2 separate regions of the Homo sapiens genome follow, and region 1 is linked to region 2. A link is a loop called in an ENCODE intact Hi-C map of the cell type or tissue named here. Cell type or tissue: GM12878. All regions are shown on one strand. Each heading gives the region's core, and the rest is flanking DNA. Links, peaks and the distances in the headings are about the cores only. Region 1 overlaps LRP6 (LDL receptor related protein 6). Region 2 overlaps MANSC1 (MANSC domain containing 1).

Region 1 (9,096 bases), core at 779-8,778, 150 kb after region 2:
ATTCATTCGTTCATTCGTTCATTTGTTCCTTCATTCATTCGTTCTTTTAATCTGCAAAGGCTCTGTCACCCATAAATCTTATTTTTAGATCCATCTTTCTCCTTCTAGGTTTGCTGGAACACAACTGCTGTTTGTTTTTTGTCCCCTTTTTATAGATTGATGTTTGTGGTAAATTTACTTCTGTATACATGAAGACCTCCCTTTATAATTTCCCCTGGAGATTCTGATGTCCTAATTCACTATTAGGACATCAGAGCCTTTGTCATTTTATTTACATAGGCACGTCTAGGAAATACAGCATATAGTTATTTATTCTCTTCTTATGTTGATGTAAAATCTGATACTTGGCAAACTAAAGAAAGAGTGCAGCTCTTCGTCTAAATTAGTCCTGCATAACTCGGGGAGAAAATCTGGGGTTTTCCATCCTGAGACTAGTAGTGATTCTAGGAGCAACTGCTACTACCAGCTTTTCATCTCCCTTGATTTGATAATACTGTGAACTTGAAAACTTTTACAAAGATGTATAATTTTAAAAATCCCTCTTTTTCCAAGAAGTGTATTTGCTAGCCTTTTGTTAGTGGCAACTGATTCCAGATACTGATCTAACCCCAGTCTGGGTGACATTCTCCCTTCTAGTCCCATTTTCCTTAGAAAGCTCCCTAGCTTTTGTCATGCCCGAGAATGAAAGCTGCTTTTCGCTGGGACTATAACAGAGTATCAGATTATGGTTGTGATAACCCTGTTCTCTTCTGAAAGACTTAAGAGTCTGTTTGGTTGGCCGGGCGCGGTGGCTCACACCTGTAATCCCAGTACTTTGGGAGGCCGAGGTGGGTGGATCATGAGGTCAGGAGTTCGAGACCAGCCTGGCCAACATGGTGAAACCCTGTCTGTAGTAAAAATACAAAAATTAGCTGGGCGTGGTGGCGGGCACCTGTAATCCTAGCTACTCGGGAGGCTGAGGCAGGAGAATCACTTGAACCCGGCAGGCAGACGTTGCAGTGAGCCGAGATGATGCCATTGCATTCCAGCCTGGGGGACAAGAACAAGACTCTGTCTAAAAAAAAAAAAAAAAAAAAAAGTTTGGGCTCACACTGTTGTATATGTGTTTATAGTACATTTGGAAAGAAAAGATAATTATTTGGTAAATTATTTATATAGCAAGGTAAGACATAGTAAACCTATGTGTCTTGAGTGGATCACATGGGAAAGTCTCACTGTGTTCATTCATTTATGCTACCTGCTCGCTTAGTGGAAATTCTTTAGATCAGCTTCTCACTTCCTCTTTTGTAAGTGGTGATGTGACCAGATGCTGGCTACATTAGGGAAACCAGGGAGAAGGAATGGGGAATTCTGGGTATTAGATGTGTTTTTATATTGTACAGAGTTGTAGAAAGAATGAATAGATTTAACCTCAGGTTTATAATAAGCTTCGGGAAGGAGGGATTGAGCGTAGGGCATTGCTAATGATGTCACATTTTTTAAAAGATGGTTGTGGTATTTGGCTCCTGCTTTAATAGAATAACATATATGTGAGGGTATGTCTGTTTTCCCTACTTGTCAGGTGATAGTGGCCACCTATCTGTAGGTGTTAAAATTTAAAAGGTGCCTGCTAGTACTTGTTTATGTCTCTTCTTCATTATGCTGAAATGACTTCATTGCCTTTTGTGGACAAACCTAGTTTACTTGTCTGCACAGTACTTCTGCCACCACCCCCCCTCCTGATTTTTACTATATTGTTGTGGGGCCTTCCCATAATAAGTACTAAAGCATTAGCAGAAAGAATAATTTTCATGTTTTTGATAGAGGAAAGATCAAAAGCCTTTATTTCTATTTTATATGACCCTGCAGTAGGCAGAACAACCTTGTTTCTTAACAGCATTCCTTTTTTTTTTTTTAGGATCAGGTTTTACTGCTGAAAACGTTTGTTGCACTGAGGGCCTGTAGTACTTCTTACTAATAGCCAAGATATATCGTTGATAATTTATAGGTTTAAAGCATTTTTGCCATGGTGTAAAATTAAGAATGTACTATTAGCTTAAATTTTCTTGAGGTTGCTTTTCTTGTTATATACCCATTTAACTGATTGACAAAATCAGTGTGTTTCTAATAGTTGGTTTTATTGAAAACAATAGTATTGTCAATGCTAAATTTCTCTCACAGTTTCTTTTTTCTTTTTCTATTTATTTATTTATTTTATTTTATTTTATTTTATTTTATTTTATTTTTTATTTGAGACGGAGTCTCGCTCTGTCGTCCAGGCTGGAGTGCAGTGGCGCGATCTCGGCTCACTGCATGCAAGCTCCACCTCCTGGGTTCACGCAATTTTCCTGCCTCAGCCTCCTGAGTAGCTGGGACTACAGGCGTCTGCTACCACGCTTGGCTAATTTTTTGTATTTTTAGTAGAGACGGGGTTTCACTGTGTTAGCCAGGCTGGTCTCGATCTCCTGACCTGGAGCTGCGTGCCTCAGCTTCCCAAAGCCCTGGGATTACAGGCATGAGCTACTGTGCCCGGCCTTTTTTATTTTTATTTTTTGAGACAGGGTCTCACTCTGTCGCCCAGGCTGGAGTGCAGTGGCGTGATCTCGGCTCACAGCAACCTCTGCCTCCCAAGCTCAAGTGATACCCCTGCCCCAGCCTCCCGAGTAGCTGGGATTACAGGCGCATGCCACCACGCCTAGCTAAGTTTTGTATTTTTAGTAGAGATGGGATTTCTCCATGTTGGCCAGGCTGGCCTCGAACTCCTGACCTCAAATGATCCACCCACCTCGGCCTGCCAAAGTGTTGGGATTATAGGTTTGAGCCACCATGCCCGACCTGTTTTTTCATTATATACTTTTTATTTTGGTTTCTCCTGCCCACTTTCATTTCTGAGTTTCTACTGACAATGCAGCAACACCTGATAGTATAGATAAAAAGAGAGATTTTCATGTCTACTGTAAGAACATGTGTATTTGCTTTAAATCTTAGAGTAAGCTTCCCTACTTTAAGAGGATACAATGTCCATAGCTAGTTTTGTACAAATCTAATTTTACCTGGCACACCTTTGTTGGGAAACAGAAACAAGGTTTATTAGAACCTTTAGTACCAAGAACTTTTGAATAAAGAAGGTATTATTTTGTATGATGTGTACTGAAAACTTGGCATTTGCTGAATGTTCTGTTTCATATTCTAAGCCTGAAATTGCAGGGCTACATTTTCCTATGATAACTTCCTTTATTTCATCAATACCCTAATAAGGAAATTTGTTTCCCAAGTATTCAAACTTCTTTTTTAAAGGAGTTTCTTTGTCTGGTATCTTAGCCTTTGTACTGTTAAAAACATATAGGAACCTGTTGATAATTTTTTTTACTGTTGGTTTGTAAGATTAATTCCTCATTAAGAAATTATAATAAATCTATTGTTGAGATAAGGCTGTTCTGATAATATGACAAGTATCAACAAGTACTTCCTTTTGAATCTTTGCCAATTTGTAACATTGTGTTTCTTAAAATTGATTATACCTTCAGTTTGAGGCTGGGCACGGTGGCTCACGCCTGTAATCCAGCACTTTGAGAGTCTGAGGTGTGCTGATCACTGGAGGCCAGGAGTTCGAGACCAGCCTGGCCAACATGGTGAAACCCCGTCTCTACTAAAAATACAAAAATTAGCCAAACGTGGTGGCATGCGCCTGTAATCCCAGCTATTTAGGAGGCTGAGGCAGGAAAATTGCTTGAACCCGGGTGGCGGAGGTTGCAGTGAGCCGAGATCAGGCCACTGCACTCCAGCATGGACAACAGAGCAAGACTCTGCTTAAAAAAAAAAAAGAAAGATTGATTATACTTCAGTTTGAGAAATATTCAAAATAACTAATTTAAATACCTAAATATTTGCCCATTTGTGCTACTTTACCACACAACATGTACTGTATGTTAGTATGGATATATATTTCTCCCCAAATCTTCATAACATATGATCAGAGAAGAATGATATTGATAAACTCCATCATTAGATTCCTCAACTCAGCAGAGCACCTGGAGTTTGGACTTAATGTTCATTGAGTTGTAAACCTGGTGCTGGCCTGTTGTGTTATTTTGTGTCTGGGGTACATCGCATAACAATGAAATTTGTGAATTCCTATTTGAAAATTGCTAGTTGATTATTGGGCACAGTGGCTCACACTTGTAATCCTATCACTTTGGAAGGGTTGAGGTGGGAGGATCCCTGGATCCCTTGAGGCTAGGAGTTTGAAACCAGCCTGGGTAATATAGTGAGATCCCCGGCTCTACAGAAAATAAAAATTAGCTGGGCGTGGTAGTGCACTCCTGGAGTCCCAGCTACTTGGGAGGCTGAAGTGGGAAGATCACTTGAGCCCAGGAGTTTGAGACAAGCCTGGGCAACATGGCAAAACCCCATCTCTATAAAAAATGCAAAAATTAGCTAGGCATTGTGGTGTGCAACTGTAGTCCCAGCTACCCTGGAGGCTGAGGTGGGAGGATCACCTGAGTCTGGGAGGCAGAGGTTGCAGCGAGCTGAGATCATGCCACTGAACTCTAGCTTGGGCAACAGAGCAAGACCCTGTCCCCCCAAAAACAAAAGAATTTATTTTAGCTGTGCTTAAAAAGAATGAGAGCAGAGAGGGCAGTTTTCCCTTGTTGACATGTTAATCTTTTCCCTATTAGGTTTTTGGGGCCTCAGGACAGTGAGGCTTTCAGAAGTGTCTTATGAAGCAGTTGAGTATAATTGACCAGGATGTTGACATTCGTCATCATGATGCCTTCATCTGGAACTCTGTTCTCAATTTTTTCGTTTCCTGGAGTAATTCAGGTTTTAGAAAGCTTTGGTCACAGTAGCAATTTTTAGCTCTAACAGAAAAAGAGCATAGTAATTGCAAATCTTTAATATTCAATGCCTGATTCCTTGCAAAAAATATTATAAAACTACCCAGAGTAACTATGATACTTCAATTCTTTTCATATTTAAAATCACTTATATGTACTCAGACTTAATGTATCTTGAAGTAGGTTAAAAGGCTTTGAATATAGCACTGTAATTGCCCCTACCTCTCTCTCAAACAGGTGTGTGGTGTCCCTTTACTTCACCTACTGGGTCCAAAGCATTTCTTTATACTTGTCATCTCAGTGAGATTTGGCATGATTGAAATGTTATTTCCGTGGATAAATATTCTGTGTTTTAAAATCCCATTTGTGTGAAATTATATTTTATGTTCTATGAAGTTGTATCAGAAAAAATATGCTCCCCAACCCTCAGTCATATCTGTCTTCCTTATGTATAAGCTTTTAATTCACTGCTTGTTTTGGATATTGTCTGGAACATTAGAAGAGGAGTGGTTCATTTTGGGCATAATTTGAGTTTCTCTTCTAGAACTTTATAGCATTCCAACTCTAGCACATTTTATGGTGGTTGCTTGGTTGTCCTCCTGCATCTGTTCCTTGAACTTGTCTTGTCAAGTGAAGTTGCATAGCAGCAATTTTGGTAGTAGACTGGCTGCATTCCAAGATTGCATGGGCAGTCCTGTCTTGACATTTAATGAGCTGATGAAATGACTCAAAAACTGGATGTGATGTCTGTAGAAGATTTGCCATTACTTCTTCTTTGTGCAGATAATGTTATGGTTAACCCACGTCTATTTCCTCTTGTAGCCTATATTCTCAGTGTGGTTTAGAATATTTCAGAATGTTAAACCAATGTGCCACAGTGTGGTCAAAGCAGCTGAAACCACTGGAGACTCTGGTTCAGATTTGGAGTTAGATTTTAGAAGTGACAGAAGCCTAATTTCAGTTTAACTAATTAAACCACTCTGAGGTAATACAGTGAAGTACACCCTTAAGAGTTGTCAGATTTAATTAACATTGGCACAGTTTTTAAAGCATAAGTGTAATCTTTTGGAATTGCCTAAAGTGGTTCATTTGTTCTGGGTTCAGAATATACAAACAAGCTTTTGCCAGGATTTGTGTTATTTTAAACATAAGGAGCTTAAACTGTATTTATAGACCTAGTAACCTGTCCAAAACTTTTACAGGAATATGAGAAATGGAATAGTGATTTCTTTAAGACAGAGCAACATGTTCTTATTTCACTATGGTTAACTTGTGCCCGGTAGAAAAAGATTGTGTGGCTGGTACAAGAGAAATACTTAGTGGAGAAGTCAGTTTTCTAATAGTGTCACCTCTACAAAAGTAATGGAAGGAAACATTTCAGAAATTGGACTTTGTGTGAAGGAAAATACATTATCTGTGTGTTTAGATGCAAAGTCTCACAGTCAGATATTGTTTAAGCTGGTGATCCCTTAATCTCTTCGGAGGATCCTTATAATTCCTTTCTATACCATACTAACAAAAATGATAATAGCGTTTATTTATTTATTTATTTATTTATTTATTTATTTATTTTATTTTTTTTTGAGACTGAGTTTCACTCTGTCGCCCAGGCTGGAGTGCAGTGGCACAGTCTCGGTGCACTGCAAGCTCCACCTCCCGGGTTCACGCCATCCTCCTGCCTCAACCTCCTGAGTAGCTGGGACTACGGGCACCCGCCACCACGCCTGGCTAGTTTTTTGTGTGTGTGTTTTTAGTAGAGATGGAGTTTCACCATGTTAGCCAGGATGGTCTTGATCTCCTGACCTGGTGATCCGCCCTCCTTGGCCTCCCAAAGTGCTGGGATTACAGGCGTGAGCCACCGCGCTCGGCCAATAATAGCATTTATTAATAACAGCAGTTATCATCATCATTATTATTTGTGTGTCCTTGGACTTGCTTCTTAGCTTTTTCTCTTCATTTTTTAAAAATTATGGAAAATGTCAGAGTATAGAAAGCAGAGTAGAGACGACCATGAACTACCTAGTTTTAACCATTGTTAGTACATGGCTGATCTAGACTGCAGCGTGTCTTAAGCAGGAGGGCTAAGGAGATGGCAGAAATGGGTTTTCTAATAATATATCTATGGTCTTAATACTTCCTTTTTGACATAGCCTAAAATAAATGAAAGAATCAGGTCTTTGTTGCTCCTTCTAACTAACCTCTTAGCTAGTGTTTTATATGTAAACTTGCAAATGTGACAAGAAGAAAAAAAGTAGTTTTTTTCATCTAAGACGTGTGTGTGTGTGTGTGTGTGTGTGTGTGTGTGTGTGTGTGAAGTAATTTTAACTTCATATTAGAATTAAATAGTATATAGCTTGGAAGAAAGAAAGACCAAATAAAAGACATTTGTTTGAAGCTTTAGTGAGCCTGATCGATCTGAGGTAAGCCTGAAGGTGACAGGTATAGAGGGGACAGTGATGTAAACTAAAAAAGGAACCAATTAATTTTATTATAGGCTGTATGTAGTCACCACTCTGAAGACTCTAATCCAGCACAGTGCAATATGTAGCCACTAATTACATGTGGCTCTGCAGAACTTAAAATGTGCCTAGGTTGAATTAGGATGTACTTTAATTGTAAAACACATTCTAAGAGACCTAGTATTAAAAAAAAAACCATAAATGTCATTAATAAAATTTTAATATTGATTACAGGTTGAGAGAAAAGAATTTTGGATGTGTTAGATTAAATAAAGTATACTATTAAAATTCTGTCTACTGTTTTATACTGTTTTTGAGATGAGTCTCATTCTTTCACCCAGACTGAAGTGCAGTGGTGCGGTGTCAGCTCACTGCAACCTCTGCCTCTCAGGTTCAAGCAATTCTGCCTCAGCCTACCGACTAGCTGGGATTACAGGTGTGCATCTCCACACCTGGCTCATTTTTGTATTTTCAGTAGAGAGGGGGCTTCACCATGTTGGCCAGGCTGGTCTTGAACTCCTGGCCTCAAGTGATCCACCCGCCTTGGACTCCCAAAGTGCTAGGATTACAGGTGTGAGCGAAAACATTCTCCTGGCATGTTTTGTACTTTTTAATATGACTACTAGAAAATTTTAAATGGACACATACGGCCTACATTGGTGGCTTGTGTTATATTTCTCCTGGACAGTGCTGTTTTAGATCCAAACCTATTGTAAAAACTACACCAGATGAGAACAAGGAGATCAGGAATTAAAGGAAACAGTGTGCTTACAAAACGTGGTTTTAAAAAAATCTTTAATAAATCTTAATTACATTGCTTAACTTGAAATAGACATGAATTGATAGATCTTGCTTTTGTATTTACGTCATTACCAAAAAAAGACCTTTTAGTTTTTGCTTTTCGAGTGAGAGAACAAGGAATGGTTGGAAGGGACTAGTGCTCAAGTGAGTAAAGCAACCAAATCATTAGTTGTGCCTTCTCAGGAACTATTTTGAGTTCTTCGCCACTGTGCCATTCTTAATACCTTCATTGTTAATACCTTTGTTGAGCTTGTTAATACTTTGATCGTGGTCTTCATTTGTTGTCCTTTCAGCAAATGTTGCTGAAGACCTTTTTCTTTTCATTGTTTGCTTTGCTCTCTTCTTCCTGAGACCCTTGCTTGTATCTAGAGCAGTATTAACACTGATCCAAACCCCAGTTTTCTCAAGGGACTGAAGTGAAGATGAGCAAAGTATTTCTGATCTATAATCCTTTATCTGCAATTCTGAAATCCAAAGGGCTCTGAAAACCAAATGCTGCTTTTGTTAATTGATTTGGTGGAAAACTTGATCTGAACCAGTGTGAGACTATTTGTAGTCTGTCCCACACTGCGGGCATACTTTTATTTATTATTATTATTATTATTATTATCATTTTGAGGCAGAGTTTGCTCTTGTTGCCCAGGCTGGAGTGCAATGGTGCGATCTTGGCTCACTGCAACCTCTGCCTCCCGGGTTTAAGCAACTTTCCTGCCTCACCCTCCCAAGTAGCTGGGATTACAGGCGTTAGCCACCACTCCCGGCTAATTTTTCTATTTTTAGTAGAGACAGGGTTTCACCATGTTTGTCAGGCTAGTCTCGAACTCCTGACCTCAAATGGTCCTCCTGCCTTGGCCTCCCAAAGTGCTGGGATTACAGGTGTGAACCACTGCGCCTGGCCGTGTTTTATTGCAGAAATATTAACATGTTTGGCTATAAATAGTGCTGCCCTGAACCCAAGTAGAGGTGATATGCTATGTGCATTGTGTTAACCTTTCTTTAAAAAAAAACAAAAAGACAAA
Region 2 (9,096 bases), core at 375-8,374:
TTGATTGCTTGAACAGGTCTTTCCAGTTTGAGCTGTGATAAATGGGGTGTGTGATCAGGAGAAAAATTCTAAGCTTCATGGAGCAGGAGCAGGATCTGGGGCTGGTTTCTCCTCAGCAGGCATCGGGACTGTATGGTTTTTCTGCCCTCTGTGTCTACAGTGTGGTCATCATGATTTCAAATATTGGTCCCATCATCCTCATGACCTATGACATTGGCTCCAAAATTCTAATCTTTGAGAGTCCAAATGAAATCTCCCAGATAGCCTCCCTCCTCTGCGCACAGTGCTGGAACGATATATCTCTGGTTTTTTGTTGTCGTTGTTGCTGTTCTGCTGCTGCTGTGGCCTCAGTGCTCAGAGCGGAGACCAGACCCTGCCTGGCCCCTCCTCCTCCTCCCTGTCAGAGACACACCACAGGGATTCTGCTCCCTCTCTCCTGCTCTATTGCCTCATTTCCCACAGCTTCCACATACCTTTCTTGCCTGCCTCATGCCCCCACTGAAATCTCTCCTGATGATTACTTGCTCCCCATTTGTCATCTCAGTCTTAGGTGGCATGTCTTGCAGAAGCCCACACCTTCCCCCGCATTCTCCCTGCCAACCTTTCCTGCTCAGGTCACCCTCCGGCCCACTTTTTTCCCTGGCCTTGGCCCCTTAGGAAGACGGAGAACCCTTTCCATCTTTGTAAGCCTCTTGCTGCCCTGCTGAGCCCCTCCGGCTTCTCTGCTGTGCACCTCCCACCTTTTCCTTAATTTGCCTGGTCCTCCTCCACACATTTCTCTTCTCTTCTGTCCTATCATGCTAGAAATAAACCACAGCATCTGGTAGAGAGGCGGCGTTATCAGATTCTCATTTAGCAATTTGTGTTTTTCCATTTTGCACACATTTCAATGAAATGTCAAGTATCAACAGTTTGGAGATTTTTTTGTTTAAGAGACAGGATCTCCCTATGTTGTCCAGGCTGGTCTCCAACTCCTGGCCTCAAACCATCCTCCTGCCTTAGCCTCCCAAAGTGCTGGGATTATAGGCGTGAGCCACCATGGCCAACCAGTTTAGGGATCTTTTGAACAAGCTGATATGTTTGTATTTTTTTAACCTACCGTAGCATGGAGTTACATAAGCCTTCCTTTTATTTTCCATACATTTTCAGATTTTCCATCTTTGACCAGAAATTTGCCAAGCCAAGAGTTACCCCAGGAAGATTCTCTCTTACATGGCCAATTTTCACAAGCAGTCACTCCCCTAGCCCATCATCACACAGATTATTCAAAGCCCACCGATATCTCATGGAGAGACACACTTTCTCAGAAGTTTGGATCCTCAGATCACTTGGAGAAACTATTTAAGATGGATGAAGCAAGTGCCCAGCTCCTTGCTTATAAGGAAAAAGGCCATTCTCAGAGTTCACAATTTTCCTCTGATCAAGAAATAGCTCATCTGCTGCCTGAAAATGTGAGTGCGCTCCCAGCTACGGTGGCAGTTGCTTCTCCACATACCACCTCGGCTACTCCAAAGCCCGCCACCCTTCTACCCACCAATGCTTCAGTGACACCTTCTGGGACTTCCCAGCCACAGCTGGCCACCACAGCTCCACCTGTAACCACTGTCACTTCTCAGCCTCCCACGACCCTCATTTCTACAGTTTTTACACGGGCTGCGGCTACACTCCAAGCAATGGCTACAACAGCAGTTCTGACTACCACCTTTCAGGCACCTACGGACTCGAAAGGCAGCTTAGAAACCATACCGTTTACAGAAATCTCCAACCTAACTTTGAACACAGGGAATGTGTATAACCCTACTGCACTTTCTATGTCAAATGTGGAGTCTTCCACTATGAATAAAACTGCTTCCTGGGAAGGTAGGGAGGCCAGTCCAGGCAGTTCCTCCCAGGGCAGTGTTCCAGAAAATCAGTACGGCCTTCCATTTGAAAAATGGCTTCTTATCGGGTCCCTGCTCTTTGGTGTCCTGTTCCTGGTGATAGGCCTCGTCCTCCTGGGTAGAATCCTCTCGGAATCACTCCGCAGGAAACGTTACTCAAGACTGGATTATTTGATCAATGGGATCTATGTGGACATCTAAGGATGGAACTCGGTGTCTCTTAATTCATTTAGTAACCAGAAGCCCAAATGCAATGAGTTTCTGCTGACTTGCTAGTCTTAGCAGGAGGTTGTATTTTGAAGACAGGAAAATGCCCCCTTCTGCTTTCCTTTTTTTTTTTTGGAGACAGAGTCTTGCTTTGTTGCCCAGGCTGGAGTGCAGTAGCACGATCTCGGCTCTCACCGCAACCTCCGTCTCCTGGGTTCAAGCGATTCTCCTGCCTCAGCCTCCTAAGTATCTGGGATTACAGGCATGTGCCACCACACCTGGGTGATTTTTGTATTTTTAGTAGAGACGGGGTTTCACCATGTTGGTCAGGCTGGTCTCAAACTCCTGACCTAGTGATCCACCCTCCTCGGCCTCCCAAAGTGCTGGGATTACAGGCATGAGCCACCACAGCTGGCCCCCTTCTGTTTTATGTTTGGTTTTTGAGAAGGAATGAAGTGGGAACCAAATTAGGTAATTTTGGGTAATCTGTCTCTAAAATATTAGCTAAAAACAAAGCTCTATGTAAAGTAATAAAGTATAATTGCCATATAAATTTCAAAATTCAACTGGCTTTTATGCAAAGAAACAGGTTAGGACATCTAGGTTCCAATTCATTCACATTCTTGGTTCCAGATAAAATCAACTGTTTATATCAATTTCTAATGGATTTGCTTTTCTTTTTATATGGATTCCTTTAAAACTTATTCCAGATGTAGTTCCTTCCAATTAAATATTTGAATAAATCTTTTGTTACTCAGTAGTGTTCTCATAAGTAGCATGTCCAGCTGGATAACTTTCCATTTATTTCCACTAGCAAAATGATTATGTGGTGAAAATATGCGTTCCACGTTAAAATGACAACCCCCCCTTTTTCCCATCAGTGAGCAAAGAGCTTCACTTGGGAGAATCTAGCGGAATGTTAGCCCACATGGAGACAATGATAAGTCAGTTCTGATAAATGGCCATATCCACTTGGGATCTGTTCTAGTTAACTTGTGTGTGTGTGTGTGTGTGTGTGTGTGTGTGTGTGTGTGTGACAGAGTCTTGCTCTGTCACCCAGGCTAGAGTGCAGTGGCGCGATCTCGGCTCACTGCCAGCTCCGCCTCCTGGGTTCCCGCCATTCTCCTGCCTCAGCCTCCCAAGTAGCTGGGACTACAGGCGCCCGCCAACACGCCCAGCTAATTTTTTATATTTTTAGTAAAGACGGGGTTTCACTGTGTTAGTCAGGATGGTCTCGATCTCCTGACCTTGTGATCCGCCCGCCTCGGCCTCCCAAAGTGCTGGGATTACAGGCGTGAGCCACCGTGCCCGGCCTCTAGTTAACTTTTTAAAGAAGTATTATAGACATTTTCTAAACTTGTACTAAGTTAAAAATGTACCACTATTATTTTATATCCTTACTTAAATTGACCAGCAATCAGTCTAAGCTTAATTTAGAACAACATTGGAAATAATAACTAGCACAGGCCAGGCGCGGTGGCTCACGCCTGTAATCCCAGCACTTTGGGAGGCCGAGATGGGCAAATCACGAGGTCAGGAGATCGAGACCATCCTGGCTAACACGGTGAAACCCCGCCTCTACTAAAAATACAAAAAATTAGCCGGGCGTGGTGGCGGGCGCCTGTAGTTCCAGCTACTTGGGAGGCTGAGGCAGGAGAGTAGTTTGAATCCAGGAGGCGGAGGTTGCGGTGAGCCAGATTGCACCATTGCGCTCCAGCCTGGGCAACAGAGCCAGACTCCGTCTCAAAAATAATAATAATAATAACTAGCACTAACATGATGCTACAATTTTTACTGGTTACCAATTAAAATTTCTGAGAAAGGCTTTTAATAAAGTTTTCCAGACAAGTTATAGGTGAGGTAACAAAGAGTCCAGAAGTCCCCTGGGTCAGTTTGATACCTCTTTCCTCTGGACTTCAATTTGCTTATCTGCAAAACAGGAAATTTGATCCCTTCCAAGTGTCACCAGAGTTTTTAAAGATAAAAATGGAATTCAGATGCGAACTTAATACAGTGAGCACTAGAGGGCAGTAGCTGGTTAATAAGTACAGCAATTAAGACAAATGCAGGAAATGACAGAAAAGGCTTTTCTTCTCCTTCCTCCTCACCTCTTCCTTCCTCCTCACCTCCTTCCCCTCTGCTCTTCTGGTACCCCTCCCCCATTTCCCTGGTTTACACTAAGTTCATAAAGTACATTAAGAGGAAAGCTGGTCTATTGAAAATACTACTTTTCTTATATTTTCCAACTTAACAGCTTGACACAAATCTCCAAGGGGTTTACATAAGCTTTAAGTAGGCTGAATAAATAAAACCTTGAGTCAATTTAACTTAACAAGTATTTATTGAATATCCACATGTAGGCCAGAATCAGATTAGTAACCAGGTGCCTTGGAATTTTAAAATTTCTCCTCTCTTTATTAATGGATTTAGCGAGTGGAAATCAGGCTTTCTGTGATGGTTTATAAAGGTATTTTCCTGGCTCTCTTGGAGTTCTCTGTCCACCTTGCTGCAGTCTTTGTTGTGATGGGGAGACCACATGGGAGCGGTCCAGATGAGTGATGCTACGGGCCCAAACTGTTAGTGGCCGTGAGGATATAGGTTGTAGGGGACATCTGGAGTGGAAAGAGTGCTCTTCTCACACAGCTCTCTCTACTTACTGCCCCTAGGATGGTGGGTGCAACTGTGGCAAGGGCAGTCAGGGTAGGGGAATCCCTTAGAGGAATTCAGCAGTGACTAGTCTGGTTAGCCTTTCCCACAAGGCCCATTGAGTTATGAGCCCCCTCCTTTGGTTTGTAGAAAGAGAAGGTAGCAGCCTAGAACAGGTGAGAAGATGAGGTAGGTCCTTCTGCTCAAACATCCTCTCTCCGTATTTTACCAACACGATACTGACCTAGGTTAAAAAGCTACTCTTGGCCAGGCGTGGTGGCTCACGCCTGTAATCCCAGCACTTTGGGAGTCCAAGGTGGGTGGATCACCTGAGGTCAGGAGTTCTAGACCAGCCTGGCCAACATGGTGAAACCCCATCTCTACAGAAATACAAAAATTAGCCAGGCATGGTGGCAGACACCTGTAATCCCAGCTACTTGGGAGGCTGAGGTAGGATAATTGCTTGAGGCCGGGAGGGGGCGGTTGCAGTGAGCCAAGATCGCTCCATTGCACTCCAGCCTAGGCGACAGAGCAAGACTCTATCTCAAAAAAATAAAATAAAATAAAATAAAAATAAGCTACTCTTAGCCAGGCACATAGTGGCTCACATCTGTAATCTCAGCCCTTTGGGAGACTGAGGTGGGAGGATCACTTGAGCCCAGGAGGTCGAGGCTGCAGTGAGCCATGATCACGCCACTGCACTCCAGCCTGGGCGACAGAACGAGAGCCCATCTCAAAAAAAAAAACAAAACAACAACAACAAAAAAAAAACTAAAAAACTCTTAAAAAACCTGAGGACTCCTGGATGAATACTGTTATGTGCCTGTTTCTCAATTACCCCTGGCCTGAGTGAGGAACTTTTGGAACTCTTTGGCTCCCAGACTGTGGTGGGCACTACCGGTCAGCTGCCCAGCAGCCAGCCCTAGTCCCACTTCTGCCTCATTTGTTACAGGTTGGAAGTGCCAGGTTCAGGGATGGGCCTGTGACCCAAGTTTTAGCTGAAAGGAAACCTACTAGGGACTTCTAGGAGAGATTTTCTTGCTTGTAAAGGGAAGGCTGCACAAGGAGAAAAGCCCTTTCTAACCACATCCCCTTATTTCATGCTTGGGATGCTGACCATGTGAAGACTTGGTTGTTGGAGCTGTGGTGGCCTCCCTGCCATGATGAGGGGAGAAGGCACTGCCACACTGAGCGTGGCAGTGGGTACAGGAAGAGTCCAGTCTCCGGGATGCCTTGGTTAATTGACAGGACAAACCCTGGAACTGCCAACTTCCATCTTGTTCTGTAATAATAAATCTCTAATATTTGTACCACTTTCAGTCGAGTATTCTATGATTTATTACTTATTGATAGCAAACACTTAGAAAGTACTTACACTATGGGCCGGGCACAGTGGCTCACGCCTGTAATCCCAGCACTTTGGGAGGCCGAGGCGGGTGGATCACCTGAGGTCAGGAGTTCGAAACCAGCCTGGCCAACATGACGAAACCCCATCTCTACTAAAAATACAAAAATTAGCTGGGCGTGGCGGGGGCAGAGTTTGTAGTGAGCCAAGATTGCACCCCTGCACTCCAGCCTGAGCGACAGAGCAAGACTCCACAAAAGAAAGTACTTACACTATGCGCCAGATTCACTTTTACATATACTAACTCATTTCAATTCCACAACAACCTTTTGAATAATTTTAATCCTTATTCTGTAGATAAGGAAACTGAGACACAGCGAAGTTTAAGGGCCTTTCCAGAGGTCACTTGCCCAGATAGCCTGGCTCCGGAGTTGCCACTTTTTACATTCTTATAACTGGAATGATACACGGTGTAACCAAAAAGAGGTTTGCACTAGATTGGAAATGTTCTAGAAAGCTTTTTGTTGTTGTTTTTGTTGTTGTTGTTTGAGACAATTTTGCTTTGTCACCCAGGCTGGAGTGTAGTGGCGCAAACACAGCTTACTGCAGCCTCCAACTCTCGGGCTCAAGTAATCCTCCTGCCTCAGCCCCCCAAGTAGCTGGGACTACAGGCATGTGCCACCACGCCCAGCTAATTTTTGTATTTTTGTAGATACAGGGTTTTGCCATGTTGGCCAGGCTGGTCTCAAACCCCTGGACTCAAGCAATCTGCCCATTTCAGCCTTCTGAAGTGCTGGGATTACAGGCATGAGCCACCATGCCTGGCCCTAAATAGCTTTTATTTTTATTTATTTATTTAGAGACAGAGTTTTCTCTTGTCGCCCAGGCTGGAGTGCAATGGCATGATCTTGGCTCATTGCAACCTCTGCTCCTGGGTTCAAGCGATTCTCCTGCCTCAGCCTCCTGAGTAGCTGGGATTATGGGTGTGCACTACCATGGCCAGCTAATTTTGTATTTTTAGTAAAGGAGATGGGGTTTCACCATGTTGGCCAGGCTGGTCTTGAACTCCAGACCTCAGGTGATCTGCCCGCCTCAGCCTCCCAAAGTGTCGAGATTACAGGCATAAGCCTGCCCCTAGATAGCTTTTTATTTTGGTTTTTAGACGGCATCTTGCTCTGTCACCCAGGCTGGAGTGCAGTGGCACGATCTCAGCTCACTGCAACCTCTGCCTCCCGGGTTCAAGCAATTCTCCTGCCTCAGACTCCCAAGTAGCTGGGATTACAGGCACCCACCACCACACCCAGCTAATTTTTTAATTTTTTTGTAGAGATGGGGTTTCACCATGTTGGCCAGGCTGGTCTTGAACTCCTGACCTCAAGTGATCCACCCGCCTCGGCCTCCCAAAGTGCTGGGATTACAGGTGTGAGCCACTACACCCAGCCTAGATAGCTTTTAAATGGTGTTGAGCCGAATGATACCTTGAGCCGAAAGCATGGAAATGAAGAGGTCAGTGGTCTCATTCTGGAGTGGGCTTCATACACTTTCCCAGTTGCTGATCACCTGTACCAAAGTTAAGAGTGACTCCTCAGGGACACGCCGGAGCAGAGAACCCATCCTGTTTCCGTGTCCTGTCATCTGGGTTAATAGTACCGCCAGCCACCCAGTATCTCCTGTATTGAGCAACTTCAAAGTCATACTCTGTTTCTCCTGCTGCCTCAGCCTCCACATCCAATGTCTACCAAATATTACCTATTGTCTTTCAAAGACGCCTCTCAAAGTCAGCCGTCCCCACTGCTGCCTCCTGTTTGGTCTCCCTAACTTGCTTCTCCTTGCTCTGCTCCCACATCATATATTCCCTCCTTACGACTTCAAGTTACATTAAAAGCACAGCACACAGTACATGTAACTCCACGCATGACACTCTGTGCTCCCAGTACCTCTAGGGATGATTACCAGTTGCACGTGGCAGGTGTACCAAGGCTCCCCATGCACTAGCCCCAACCTAACCACACTGCAGCTACCTCTGTCCCGTGAAACCTGGGCTGTAGCTACACCACCCTTTTCAACATTTCTCAGTATTGCCAGACACTTTGACGAGCCATCCTCTTCCCTCTACTTGTAAATTCCTTTCCCCCTTGTTCACTTGGCAAATTTCCGCTCATCCTTCAAGACCACGATCACACGTCACCTCCACCAGAGTCTCCCCACACTCTCCCGGGAGACGTATCAATTCCTCCTGGGTTTCTGACACAGCTCGTGATTTATACCATTAGTGAAACACTTCCATGGAATCATAATGTATCAGGTTATATATTACCCCACTAGACTGGGATACGTTAGACAGCAACATTTCTCTGATTCCATCATGCTTAACAGTGTGTCTGGCACATAGGCATTCAATAAGTGATCATGAGTGAATTTTATAACCCGTTCATTGAAGGTCATTTCTTTCAGCAATGGGCAGTAATGTGATTTGGCTGCATACAGAACAGCTTCTATATCATGCAGTGAAAGTGAACGCACTGACGTGCATTTTGTAGCAGAATGGGATAAAATCCAGGTACACAGTAATGAAGTGTATACTCTCACTTCAACTAAGACCGTGTGCAGAGGGATGGGTAGATAAGTATTTGATTTTGTTTATTTCTCTCCTTTGGGTTCAGATAGTATAGTTTCCTTAGCCTATAGAGAGGATGAGCTGACAGAATGTGCTTTTGTTTGTGTTCTTATATTTTTGATTATTTTCCCTTTCTTTCTTTCCTTCTTTCCCTTGCTTTCTCTCCCTTCCTTCCTTCCTTCCTTTCTCCCTTCCCTCCCCTCCCTCCCCCCTCCCCTCCCATCCCGCTCCCCTCCCCCTCCTCTCCCCTCCCATCCCCCTCCCTTCCCCTCCCCCTCCCCTCCCCCTCCCCTCCCCTCCCCCTCCCCTCCCCCTCCCCTCCTCCTCCCTCCCTTCCTTTCTTTCTCCCTCCCCTCCCTCCCCCCTCCCCTCCCCCTCTCCTCCCCTCCCCCCTCCCCCCC

What was found. Peaks named below come from ENCODE experiments on the same cell type or tissue, not always from the same donor. Only the 100,000 strongest peaks of a DNase experiment are listed, where the experiment ranks them.
Region 1: a loop joins it to region 2, with 2.4 times the contacts of the local background. A loop is called at or near these places in 8 of 110 quality-filtered maps.

The regions. Positions count from the first base shown.
Region 1 is chr12:12,168,826-12,177,921 of GRCh38, reverse strand. The region is part of intron 7 of LRP6 (LDL receptor related protein 6); the gene reads left to right. Among named protein-coding and RNA genes, the nearest start is that of MIR1244-4, 61 kb to the right of the region's middle. RefSeq lists a silencer at 5,665-5,714. In GM12878, for the core only: no CTCF peak of the experiment used is centred there; DNase peaks (open chromatin) are centred at 1,271, 4,768 and 5,621.
Region 2 is chr12:12,323,012-12,332,107 of GRCh38, reverse strand. It overlaps MANSC1 (MANSC domain containing 1), which reads left to right. Exons shown (of 4, transcript NM_018050.4): 4 at 1,150-6,052. The coding sequence ends at 2,081. Among named protein-coding and RNA genes, the nearest start is that of MANSC1, 23 kb to the left of the region's middle. RefSeq lists an enhancer at 6,301-6,801. In GM12878, for the core only: a CTCF peak has its summit at 4,122 (motif pointing right); a DNase peak (open chromatin) is centred at 4,127.